2 separate regions of the Homo sapiens genome follow, and region 2 is linked to region 1. The links are chromatin contacts, found by Hi-C or POLR2A ChIA-PET in ENCODE. All regions are on one chromosome and are shown on one strand. The core of a region is the stretch at or near the end of the contact, and the rest is flanking DNA. Distances in the headings are between cores, read along the strand shown. Region 1 has its middle 210 kb from the start of CASC17. Region 2 has its middle 6.2 kb from the start of CASC17.

What was found. Hi-C counts contacts between places; a loop is a spot of excess contacts on that map. ChIA-PET counts read pairs that join two places held with the same protein, here RNA polymerase II (POLR2A). Pooled maps may share reads with other maps.
Region 2: a map of mammary epithelial cell shows a loop between it and region 1 (5-fold over the local background). The contact joins two enhancer-like sites. A Hi-C loop is called at or near these places in 1 of 168 maps with a recorded cell type or tissue (mammary epithelial cell) and 1 of 50 pooled maps. POLR2A ChIA-PET finds 5 or more read pairs at or near these places in 1 of 52 experiments (PC-9).

The regions. Positions count from the first base shown.
Region 1 is chr17:71,409,862-71,415,885 of GRCh38, reverse strand. No RefSeq gene overlaps it. Among named protein-coding and RNA genes, the nearest start is that of CASC17, 210 kb to the right of the region's middle. Within about 2 kb of position 2,890, at least 5 of the 41 ENCODE cell types and tissues checked have a DNase peak (open chromatin) inside an H3K27ac peak, as active enhancers do; they include mammary epithelial cell, where a contact is called at or near this core.
Region 2 is chr17:71,205,388-71,211,411 of GRCh38, reverse strand. No RefSeq gene overlaps it. Among named protein-coding and RNA genes, the nearest start is that of CASC17, 6.2 kb to the right of the region's middle. Within about 2 kb of position 3,196, at least 2 of the 41 ENCODE cell types and tissues checked have a DNase peak (open chromatin) inside an H3K27ac peak, as active enhancers do; they include mammary epithelial cell, where a contact is called at or near this core.

The DNA of each region.
Region 1 (6,024 bases), core at 1,641-4,140:
TGCTATGCTTTTATGATGCCTGGGATAGTATCACCTCTTAGGCCAAAATAAAGAAAACTCCTTTAAAGTTAATTCTAAAGAAGCCATGTACTCGGATGGTTTAAACTACCACCTAGGAAACACATTATTTTATATTTGAAAAGATACCAAACTTGAAAATTTGACAATCAATATTTCCCAGCTGCTCATCTCTAATTTGTGACAGCAACAATAATCTTTCAACTTGTTTGGATATTTTAAAATATTGATATTTTCATTCTTGTAATAACTGAAAACATTTTATTCTTTCTAAATTTTCTCTACCTTATGCCACTTACCCAGACTAGGAAAAAATGACAAACACTGCAAGAAAATTCCTTTTCAAAATCATTCAATTTCTGACTTTATTTCCAGAGAAATTTTGGGTTTGATCACTTGAGGAGATTCAACACTCAGGGGAAACCTCCCAGATGCAATATGTTGAGTATCTCACTTCAACAATTTACAATTGAATGTAAGTTTACCTGGGCTATTTCCACTGTCGAGATTGCCTGCTACTCCTCCTGTTTTGCAAGTAGACTCTAATGTTATAGTTTTTTATTGATTGCTTTTACCAGTATACCATCCACAATTTCTAAATTCTTTAGGCCTGAAGGTTTCTCAGCATTCCTGGAGAATTTATTAGTTTGGAAGAAAGGAAAGAAAAATGGATCCCTGGAAATGCTAAGAGGCTGACCAAGAATACGCTTTTGTCTCCCATGGGGTGAAAAATTAGTCATATACCATGCAACTAAATATTCCTTAGACCCCATATTCGGCTTTTTGTATAAAGTCTGTTAAGTTCTTGAAACATATGGAAAGGATAGATAGTCTAGAATGACCTGGGATATTGGTTTTTTCAAATGAGCCTCAAGAATGTCTCCTCTAAGACCAAACAAAATCAAATTCAAATTATCATTTTGATGACTAATATAGTTTGAATATATGTCCCCAGCCAAATCTCATGTTGAAATGTAATCCACAGAGTTGGAGGTGGGGTCTGGTGGGAGGTGCCTGAATCATGGGGGCAGATCCCTCATGGCTTGCTGCTGTCTTTGGGATAGTGAGTGAGTTCTTGCAAGATATGGTTGTTTGAAAGTGTGTGACTGACACCCCACTCACTCTCTCTCTCTCTCTCTCTCTCTCTCTCTGTCTCTCTCCCTCCTGCTTTCACCATGTGACATGCAAGCTCCCGCTTTACCTCCTGTCATGAATAAAACCTCCCTGAGTACTCCCCAGAAGGCAAGCATATGCAGGTGCCATGCTTCCTATACAGCCTGCAGAACCAAGAACTAATTAAACCTCTTTTCTTTATAAATTACCCAGTCTCAGGTATTTCTTTATAGCAATACAAGAAGAGCCTAATACAATGACATATATCAATTGACCATTACATGAAACTGTTAATACTACTGCCCTACTTCATTCTAAAAGACAAACACATTGCTCTTGCTTACAGCCTCAAGTCCAAAGGAAATTAGGCTGTAATTAAGAAGAAATCACTGCCAGGCGTGGTGGCTCATGCCTGTAATTCCAGCACTTTGGGAGGCTGAAGCAGGCAGATATCTTGATCCTAGAAGTTTGAGACCAACCTGAGCAACATAGCGAAACCCCCATATCTACAAAAATTAGTTGGCTGTGGTGGTGCATGCCTGTAGTCCCAGCTACTCAGGAGGCTGAGGTGGGGGGATCATCTGAGTGTGAGAGGTTGAGGATGCAGTGAGCTGTGATAATGCGCCACTGCACTCCAGCCTGGGTGACAGAGTGAAACTCTGTCTCAAAAAAAAAAAAAAAAAGACAGTTGTGTCAGAGAGAAAAGCAGGAAGTAATCTCTGTATCATCTTTCTCACTGTTGTAAACCTGCAACATAAGTATTATCCTAGATTAAATTTGCTAACTAGACACAAGGAGCTAAACTTGACCCATATATATAACACGTGTAGCCCATTTTTGTGAAACATGTGACTTGCAGGAATGTATATAAAATATATATGTACAGTTGAATGATAAAAAGCAAAATAAACACTTGCCATCCATTGTGCAGCTTATCTTAAACCAAAAACCCCCAAGTGACTCTCCCAGATTGCATCCCCTTCTGTGATAGAATAATGACACCTCAATGATGTCTCTATCCTAATCCCCAGAACCTGTGAATAGGTTACCTCAGGTGGCAACAGGGACTTCGCGGCTGTGGTTAAAGTAAGAACTTTGAGATGGGGAGATTATGTTGGATTAACCAAGTGGGCTCAAAGTAATCATAAAGATCCTCATATGAGGGTGCGGGAGGAATCAGAGTCAGAAAAGAAAGATATGATGAGGAAACCAAAGGTTGTCATGATGAGCCATAAACCAAAAAAAATTCAGAAGGCCTCTAGAAGCTAGAAAAAAAAAGGAAACAGATTCTCTCATAATGCCTCCAGAAGAAAGACAGCCCTGCCAATATCTTGATTTTACCCCTTGAATTCTAGAAGTATAAGAGAATACACTCATGTTGCTTGAAGTCACTAAGTTTGTGGTAATTTATTTAATAGTGGTCATAGGAATCTAATACACCCTCCTTCCTCTGGAAATAATCACTATCCTGACTTTTCGGATAATCATTCACTTACTTGCTTATTTGATTTTAAATTTGTACACCTGTGCATGTATCTAAACAATTTACTGTTCAGTTTGTGTACCTGAGTAGCAAGCACAATCCTGGCTGTGTAAGGATAGGGTAATGTTGCTACGACTTACATGAGATGTCCACAGAGAAAATAAACTGAGCAGTAGCTCTGGTTTCAGTTCCCTGAGAGTTTACAAAATCTCTTTCTGGGTAAATCAGCGGGCAAGCTCATGAGTAAGGCTTGAGTAACCCAAGACTCATCAAGCTGGTATGCCTGGTGCAACTACAGTATGAGCCTCGTACAAAATATCTGGCAGAAGTCTTTTCACTGGGTTAATATGTTCCACTGTCTACACTTACAGAGGCTTATAGGTCCCACTTATAAGTCGCACTTCGAAAAATTTGTTTTTTTCCTGTATAGTTTCTCTTCCACCTCTCTTTATTCATTTTGACCACTATCTTCTATGTTAGAGTCTTTAAAAAAAATTATCTGTTGATTTGGGGCTTTCTGCTCTATGAAGACTAATCCACCAATTAGAGTCATGCTGTTGGAATTGCTCTTAGGTTTACTGTAGAATAATTTGGGGAGCTATTGGTTTGGGATCCCTTGATGTCAGGATCCTAAGGGAACACTAGTCAGATTTTCAGGAAAACATTTTCCCAATTTCCTGTCTGAAGATTAACAATCGGGTCACCCATCTGTTTGGTGCCAAATGGGGAAAGAAGGCTGGGGTGCAGGGTGATTCCTTTTAAGATTCAGGATGCATGTGGCTGCTTAATCCCTTGTTTTCATTCTTTACAGTATCCACATTCTCATCCTTGTCTGCCATCCTGCAATCCACAGACCCTCGATTTTATACTAGCCACGGGACCAATCTATAGTATCAAACGTGTAGGGAAGAACAGTTTGCTCAGAATGTGTTACAGTGGACAGGTGGGGATCTCTCAATATGTCTCCATCAGCTTCTCAGCCCTTCTGATGTTAGCCATCCTGCCTTCTCCCCGAGTTGCAGAGGTATGAGATACCACTGACTGAGCTTTTTTGAAAATTCTGAGAGAATTTAGCTTTCCTCATTCCAAGCTTGGGATTTTGCTTTCTTGGGTCAGCTAAATCCATTACCACTGGGCCATCCCCTTACCAGCTTCCACAACATTTCAACTATCGTCCTTCACCAATTTTGTACATCCTCAAGGCTCACGTATTTAAAAAAAAAAATGCATTATTGTAATTTTAGCATAATTTTTGAAAAAAAGGTTAATGTGTCTATTTAATCTACCTTACAAGTATATAGGTATATGTGTGTAATGGAGTCAGCTTTGTTGATATGTAAAATAAATAAGGATATAATGAGAATATTGTAGATCAAAATCCAGATTTGTGACTTCTCATAACAGATCAGAAGACTTGCCAGCATGAAGTCCATGATAATAGTTAGTTCTATCCATTTGCCAACTGCGTCCTTTAATATGAGTGTGAACTTTTTTATAGGTATTTTATTTATTTATTTATTTTACTTTAAGTTTTGGGATACATAGACAGAACATGCAGGTTTTTTACGTAGGTATAAATGTGCCATGGTGGTTTGCTGCACTCACCAACCTGTCATCTAGGTTTTAAGCCCCGCATGCATTAGGTATTTGTCCTAATGCTCTCCCTCCCTTTCCCCCAACCCAACAGGCCCCAGTGTGTGAAGTCCCCCATCCTGTGTCCATGTGTTCTCATTGTTCAACTCTCACTTATGAGTGAGAACAGAGCATGAACTTTTTTTTTCTTTTTTTTTTTTGAGATGGAGTTTCACTCTTGTTGCCCAGGCTGGAGTGCAATGGCATGATCTTGGCTCCCTGCAACCTCCGCCTCTCGGTTTCAAGCGATTCTTCTGCCTCAGACTCCCGAGTAGCTGGGATTACAGGCGCCTGCCACCACACTTGGCTAATTTTTTGTATTTTTAGTAGAGACATGGTTTCACTATGTTGGCCAGCCTGATCTCGAACTCCTGACCTCAGGCGATCTGCCTGCCTCGGTCTCCCAAAGTGCTGGGATTACAGGCAGGAGCCACCAAGCCCGGCTGAGCATAAACTTTTTAAACAGTCTCCACTACTCCTTTTTGTCTTACAGTGAGAGCATTTCATTATTTTGTGGTACTTTCTTGACCTTTGCAGTGTGAGAAATAACCTTTCATAAATCATACAAATGAACACTACTTCTTAAATTTTATATCATGAGGAGGATATCCAAATGTGGATATTTTTTGTTCATTTCTCACTTTGTAATCTTCGTATTCCCACTTCTCATATGACACTTACTACATGTTGCCTTGTTTTAAAAACAAGACTCTGTCATATTTCTCCTAGTAGTCTAAAAGATCAATAATGGCAGAGCTTATGTTTTGTTAATATGTTCCCGGAACATAGAACTTAGTAGGTACTAAAACATGAACATTGAATGAGTGAATGTATACATAAAATTATTTTAATGAATGTGTTTAATACTCTAGACAAGAGTTCCCTACAAGATGTTCTTTGGAAGATAAGCTGTTTATAATGTTTTTTATGCGAAAAAATGGTTCCATGACTGTTACAAATTGGGAAATGTTTAAATGAGCAAAGCTAAGTGCTTTCTTTACTGCAGAATTGTTTAAGTGTTCATTAATTTATCGATAATATTTTTACATGTCTTCTATTTGCTGGTCATTATGCTAGTTGCTTCAACGATAATAATGTTTACACTGATTCTGCTATTGTGGACCCCAAAATCTAGCAATATACCAACAAAAGAGAGCATCAATGGACTGTTTTCCCTCAAATTTATTTGAACAATAAAATTCTTTTTGGGGAGCATCTTATGGCACTAGTATTTCATGGTACACCCTTTGGAAAACCTGGCTCTAGCCATAAAAATAACTATTTTGATTCAGAAACTAGTTGGGAATTTTTATGTGCAATTAGTTCCAGACCCTGTAGTAAATGGGGACTAATAGATTATAAATAGTACCAGATAGGGTACTCCAAACCCAACTCCATTTAAGAAAAAGTGGTGGAAAAACTACCTCCCAATGGAGATATAAATCAACTCCAAGGGCAACTAATGACTTTGCTTACCATTCAACTTTCCAAGCCAACCTCAGAAGGTAAAACATATTATAATCAATACAGAATATTGCCCAATAAGGACCCAGACACTTAATGGTGTCATGCCGAAAGTGGCACATATTTGAAGCCCATCGTGATGATGAAGATGGTGCCGTGCCTTCCCAGTGAGTCGCATATTATAGCAAGACTCATCATGACAGATGTTTTTCACATACCAACCAACCTAAATTACCCAATCCCAAATACCTCAAACTCAGAGTATATTTTGGAAGAAGGCCAGATTCTATTAATTAACTTTTATCTCTCTCTTG
Region 2 (6,024 bases), core at 1,947-4,446, 200 kb after region 1:
GGAAATCTCTTTTATTCCTTTGGATCCAGAGATACATGAACAAAAAATATTGAATTGTGTTATTATATAGATATTGTTAAATTCAAGACTAGAAAAATATCTTCTGGCCTCACATCTTCAAATTTTACTTCCTCAAATTCTCAAATCCTGACACTTATCCCAAATTTATGTACCACAGATACAAATATCTGATAGACATATTTACCTGGATGACCCATCACCACCTGAAAGGCATCACAGTTAACTAGGATAAACATCTAAAACTGAGCTCAGTATTTCCTTTCTATCTTCAGATCACAGTGATTTATTTTCTTGATATTTCATTTTCTGTTCTTAGTGCTACTCTTCTACCACACACTCAGCCTCAAAAGTCAGATCAAATCTCAGTGATATCCCCCTTGAATTTCTCCGTACACTTATGCATGGCTTTATATTTATAGTGCCACCACATTAGTTAAGATTCTTTGTCATCTAAATATTTATGTCACTCTCAGGTACCTGTTCTGATTCACTTTACAACATATTAGTCTTCATAAGTCAAATAATCAGCCAGTGGCCTTCTTATCTCCAAATGTTTAATTGTTTTGATCTTTTGAGGATCATTAAAAAACTCTTCTGCAAAGAGAAGAGTTTCTCTGATCCTTGTAGCTATAGGAGAGCACCACTGCCAACCATAATTCTGAAAGACACAGTCCCAAATGCCATAATTCCAAATGTTGCAATTCCAAAAGATTAAAATCTCTAACATCTAAATTCCCTAATATCTAAAATCTCAAGAATCAGAATCTCAAATTGTTAAAATCTCAAATATCAAAATCCTGAAAGTCAAATTATAAGAAAGGGTTTCCTTGAGGTTGTAACTGTGTGTAGGATACTGGCTTCATATTGGTGGCATCATAGTAGGCAGAACTGTTGCTTTCTTATTGCATTTGGTGGAAAATTCAGATGAGTAAATTGCATTTGGTGGAAAATTCAGATGAGTAAATTGGCCACAATGGCAATGACAAAAATATCAGCTTAAAAATGTGTCACTTGTCTACACTGACATCCCTTTCAGTTGATAAAAATTCAGGAGCTTTTATTGAATTAAAGCCACATTTGCCTGAAGAAGTCAGCAAAGTCACTGACTGGTTAGAAAATAATTATGTCCACAGTAGGATAAAAAGGTTTTAACACAATTTTTGCTGTTTGATTACTTGTACTGTTTCTGCCGAATTTGGGGTCTCTATATAAGTACATGGGAAATGGATTCCTGTATACCCCAAACTACATAGAACCATGACGCAGAAGACAGGAAAATTTAATAGGGAATGCTCATGTTGGTATATATTGAATCGTAGAAGAATTTCATAAAGAATAGCGTCATGTAGAAAATGAATGTGAATATATTCTCCCAGGAAAGCCATGCCCTCAAAGATAAAAAGCAGCTATTCATTGCAATGCAAGACTTATTAATCATAGTTAATGATTATCAAGGCTGGCCAGCCCTTAGGGACTACCTTCATGAAATTGTTCCTAATCTATCCCTGTGATATGCATTTACATATGTCAGATTTTATTTTTAGCCAGTTTTAGGGTTTTTTGTTTTGTTTTTTTTCCTGTTATCCCCGCTATTTTAAGTTGTTAGCATTATTTTGTATAACTTTTATGCTATGTATTTCATCTTCACACCATTTCCAATACTGGTATATATTTTGTAAAGACTCTTGAGAGTTCTAAATCATTTATTCTGTTTTTGGCAAATTTGACTCCATAAAAGTACAGTATGAGAACACTGACTTTGTGTATAAGCATTGTGCACGTATGTAAAAACATTGCCACATGCTAGATAAATGAAGAGATGTCCTTTTTGTACATCTGCGTTTGTGAAAAACAAAATTTCTTGAGATCTTGGCTCTTTGGGCAACTGCATATGCAATGATGACCTATCTTTTTTTTCAATTGATCTTGTCAAGAGACTTAGGATGTCTATCATGGTATCTCAGATGATCACAATTATAAAGCTGGGGGAACATAATTAACAACCATAATGATAGGTGTTTATACATTTTGCTCTGAGTTAATAAATAAGACAAAAGAAAATAATTTGCAAAGTTTTTCTTTCTTCGTTTACTGTCATTTCTGTCTCTTTAGTCTCTTTAAAGTGATAATACTCAACCCAAAAGATTTACAAATATATTAAACTACATGACAGGATATTTATCAAATGAATAAAATGCCCTCCCATTCCCCAAATGCCCATCAATGATAGACCTTATCCCAAATGAATAAAGAAAATGTGGCACATATATACCATGGAATACTATGCAGCCATTAAAAAGGATGAGTTCATGTCCTTTGCAGGAACATGGATGAAGCTGGAAACCATCATTCTCAGCAAACTAACACAGGAACAGAAAACCAAACACTGCATGTTCTCACTGATAAGTGGGAGTTGAACAATGAGAACACATGGACACAGGGAGGGGAACATCACACACTGGGGCTTGTTGTGCGGTGAGGGTGTAGACGAGGGATAGCATTAGGAGAAATACGTAATGTAGATGACGGGTTGATGGGTGCAGCAAACCACCATGGCACGTGTATACCTATGTAACAAACCTACACATTCTGCATATGTATCCCAGAACTTAAAGTATAAATTTAAAAAAATTGCCTAATAGAAATGAGGAAGGCAAAATCTAAAAATATCTCTTCTTTCGTCAGTGAAAAGGGCAAGTATATTTCTGTCCCTCTAAGGTATGAATGGAGCATGAAGTCTGAGATGATGTAATCAGTGACAAAGAACATCATCATCCAACTCACTGGGTTCCAAGTTGTCTCTAGGCAACCACAATATAGCCACATTAATATATCAATCAAAATATGTAATTTTAGAAGAGCACATAACCTTTAAAGAGAGTAGCAGACAAGGTTTTTGCTCAACAGTGACTCATCTTAGTAGATGACTTCTTTTTTGGATTCAACCAAGGAACTCTGAGTAAGTTTGCTTTGCCACGTCCCAAAGAAACCAGGGGTAATTCTCATTCAGCCTTTGCTGTGAACAGACACTATCGGGTCACCTAAGAAATAGCAATTTGTGGGTTCCTGCTTTATGCAATGATGATCTTGGCTTGCGCAACCCAAATAGAATGTGCCCCAACTCATGAAGTCAAGGCAATGTGGTAAACAGAACCTGTGCCAGCAGGACATCATTTCAACACCCCCTGGCATATAAAGCATGTTTGGGCAGGGGCATACACATCATAAACTCTATTTTGGTATGGACAACCTGGGAACTCAGTGATGACTATGTCATAGAACCATTAGCTTCATAGAGACAGCCTCTGATGTTACTTTAAGTTAGCCACTTATTAAACTCCTGAAAAGTCTCTGGAACAAATTATATTAAGACATGAGCAATGTTTAAAATCATCTAGAAACAAAGTAGATGTAAAGTGTTAGATGAAGGGGCTTAAATAAAGCATTTGTATGATATTGTCATTGTGGCGATGATGGTTGGCTTCTAATACAAGGTCTCCTCCGCAGTCCTGTCCACTTCCATAAAATCTACCTAAAAATATCCAGAATTGCCTTTCAGGTGTCGATAAACTCTTGCAATATTTGGTACTCTGCTACTGGATATTGCTTTGTAACAATTAGAATTATTTGACCTTATGGTTTTCCCTTAAGGCCCAGATGAAGTATCTTGAAGGTTTAAGAGAAAATGTGAGTTTCTTTCCTCAAGCACGTCCACAGGATATATTTCTATTGAGCGCACTCCAGTGTGGCTTCTAACAATATGGCTAAATGGCCATAACCTGAAATGCAACACATATATATGTGTGTATATATATCTATATATATATATATATATAGATATATATCCCTAACACTTTAATAAACGAGTATTTGACCTATCACATTATAAACTTGTTTGCCATAGTAATAATTTAATGCCTACATTTTGTAGAAAACTTTTCAATTAATATTGAGTGCTCAAGGGCAGGGCCAATGAATGACCTTTAAATCTGTTGTACTTAATACCATGCCAGACACATAAAAATGCTCAATAAATGCTTGTTTAAATTGGTTTGACACTGTGCTAGGCCCTTAGGAAAACCAGGTGGTTGCAAATTGCTGACTACCTTAGTTCACAAAATGTAGTTGTGCTTGGGGTTTTCTAATACTTGTATAGATTGGATTTAATTACTAGCTACCTTCAGCTCTTTCAGACTCTGTTTTGCATGATTTCTTGATTTCTTCAGAAAGTTCACAACCTCAGATAATTTGGCTAAATGGTAGTATATTTAGGGGACATTAACATGTTAAAAATCAACCAAATGACATGGTCTTTCAAACATCATTGTTGTTTTGAAAAATATTGAGAAATGTGAAGTCAAGAGCAAGTAAAGAGAGAACAGTAGTTTCGCAGAACCATTCATCATTTTTTACCCCACCTTTGGCCCAAAGTCATTGGACAGACATCTCTATCCAGTCATTCCTATGCATTGCACATTCTCCTTGCAGTCTAAGAGCTGTTTTTTGACCAAAAAAAAAGTGATTGTGGATCTAATCTGTTCACGTAGTTACATGCAAGAAATATGAACTTAGACACTCAGACTTTGTACCTTAGTTCTTTTTATGCTTTGATTCTCAGCTTTCTGTCTTCAGAGCAGCTTTTTAAAGATGATATTACATCTCTAGGGCCTAATTCATCCTAACATTAACTTGTGATGGCTAAAACAAATGTGAGATCTTATAATAAATAAATAGCGCCATTTCATATGAACCAGAACACTAAGAGACCTAAATACAAAATACAATATGCTCAGAAACATGGGGCCATAACTGCAGACTTAAAAGATGTGCCACAATGAGTTCAGGAATATGATTTAGCAAATGATCCAGACTCAAAGGCATTTAAAATAGAGAACATTTTTGCTAAAGCAATTTCTTTTTTTTTCTATTTTATTATTATTATAGTTTCAGTTTTAGGGTACATGTGCACAATGTGCAGGTTAGTTACATATGTATACATGTGCCATGCTGGTGTGCTGCACCCATTAACTCGTCATTTAGCATTAGGTATATCTCCCAGTGCTATCCCTCCCCCTTCCCTCCACCCCACAACAGTCCCCAGAGTGTGATGTTCCCCTTCCTGTGTCCATGTGTTCTCATTGTTCAATTCCCACGTATGAGTGAGAACATGCGGTGTTTGGTTTTTTGTCCTTGCAATAGTTTACTGAGAATGATGATTTCCAATTTCATCCATGTCCCTAAAAAGGACATGAACTCATCATTTTTTATGGCTGCGTAGTATTCCATGGTGTATATGTGCCACATTTTCTTAATCCAGTCTATCATTGTTGGACATTTGGGTTGGTTCCAAGTCTTTGCTATTGTGAATAATGCCGCAATAAACATACGTGTGCATGTGTCTTTATAGCAGCATGATTTATAGTTCTTTGGGTATATACCCAGTAATGGGATGGCTGGGTCAAATGGTATTTCTAGTTCTAGATCCCTGAGGAATCGCCACACTGACTTCCACAATGGTTGAACTAGTTTACAGTCCCACCAACAGTGTAAAAGTGTTCCTATTTCTCCACATCCTCTCCAGCACCTGTTGTTTCCTGACTTTTTAATGATTGCCATTCTAATTGGTGATTTAGATTTGTAAAGAATGCATATGAATTTGTGGGGTCCCACACTGGATCCCACAAAGTAAGTCTGCTAATGAGGTGAAAATATTTTTACCATACTTGACAAACATATGTATTCATATGTTTATATACAGTAGTAATAGGTGGTACCCATGTAGTATTATAGTCTTTAATGGCATTCTATTTCAGAACAAGTAAAAATGTTGAGATTATGAGGAACTTAAATTTTTAACCAGTATCATTCACATTTATAAAATGATATTAAAACCTCATTCATCCACAGGATCACAAGGGAATGAAAGGAAAATAATAAGCTTTCTAAATAGCTGAAGGTTATCTCTTTTGGTGAATTTTATTTAGATTTCAGGATACTTTCAAT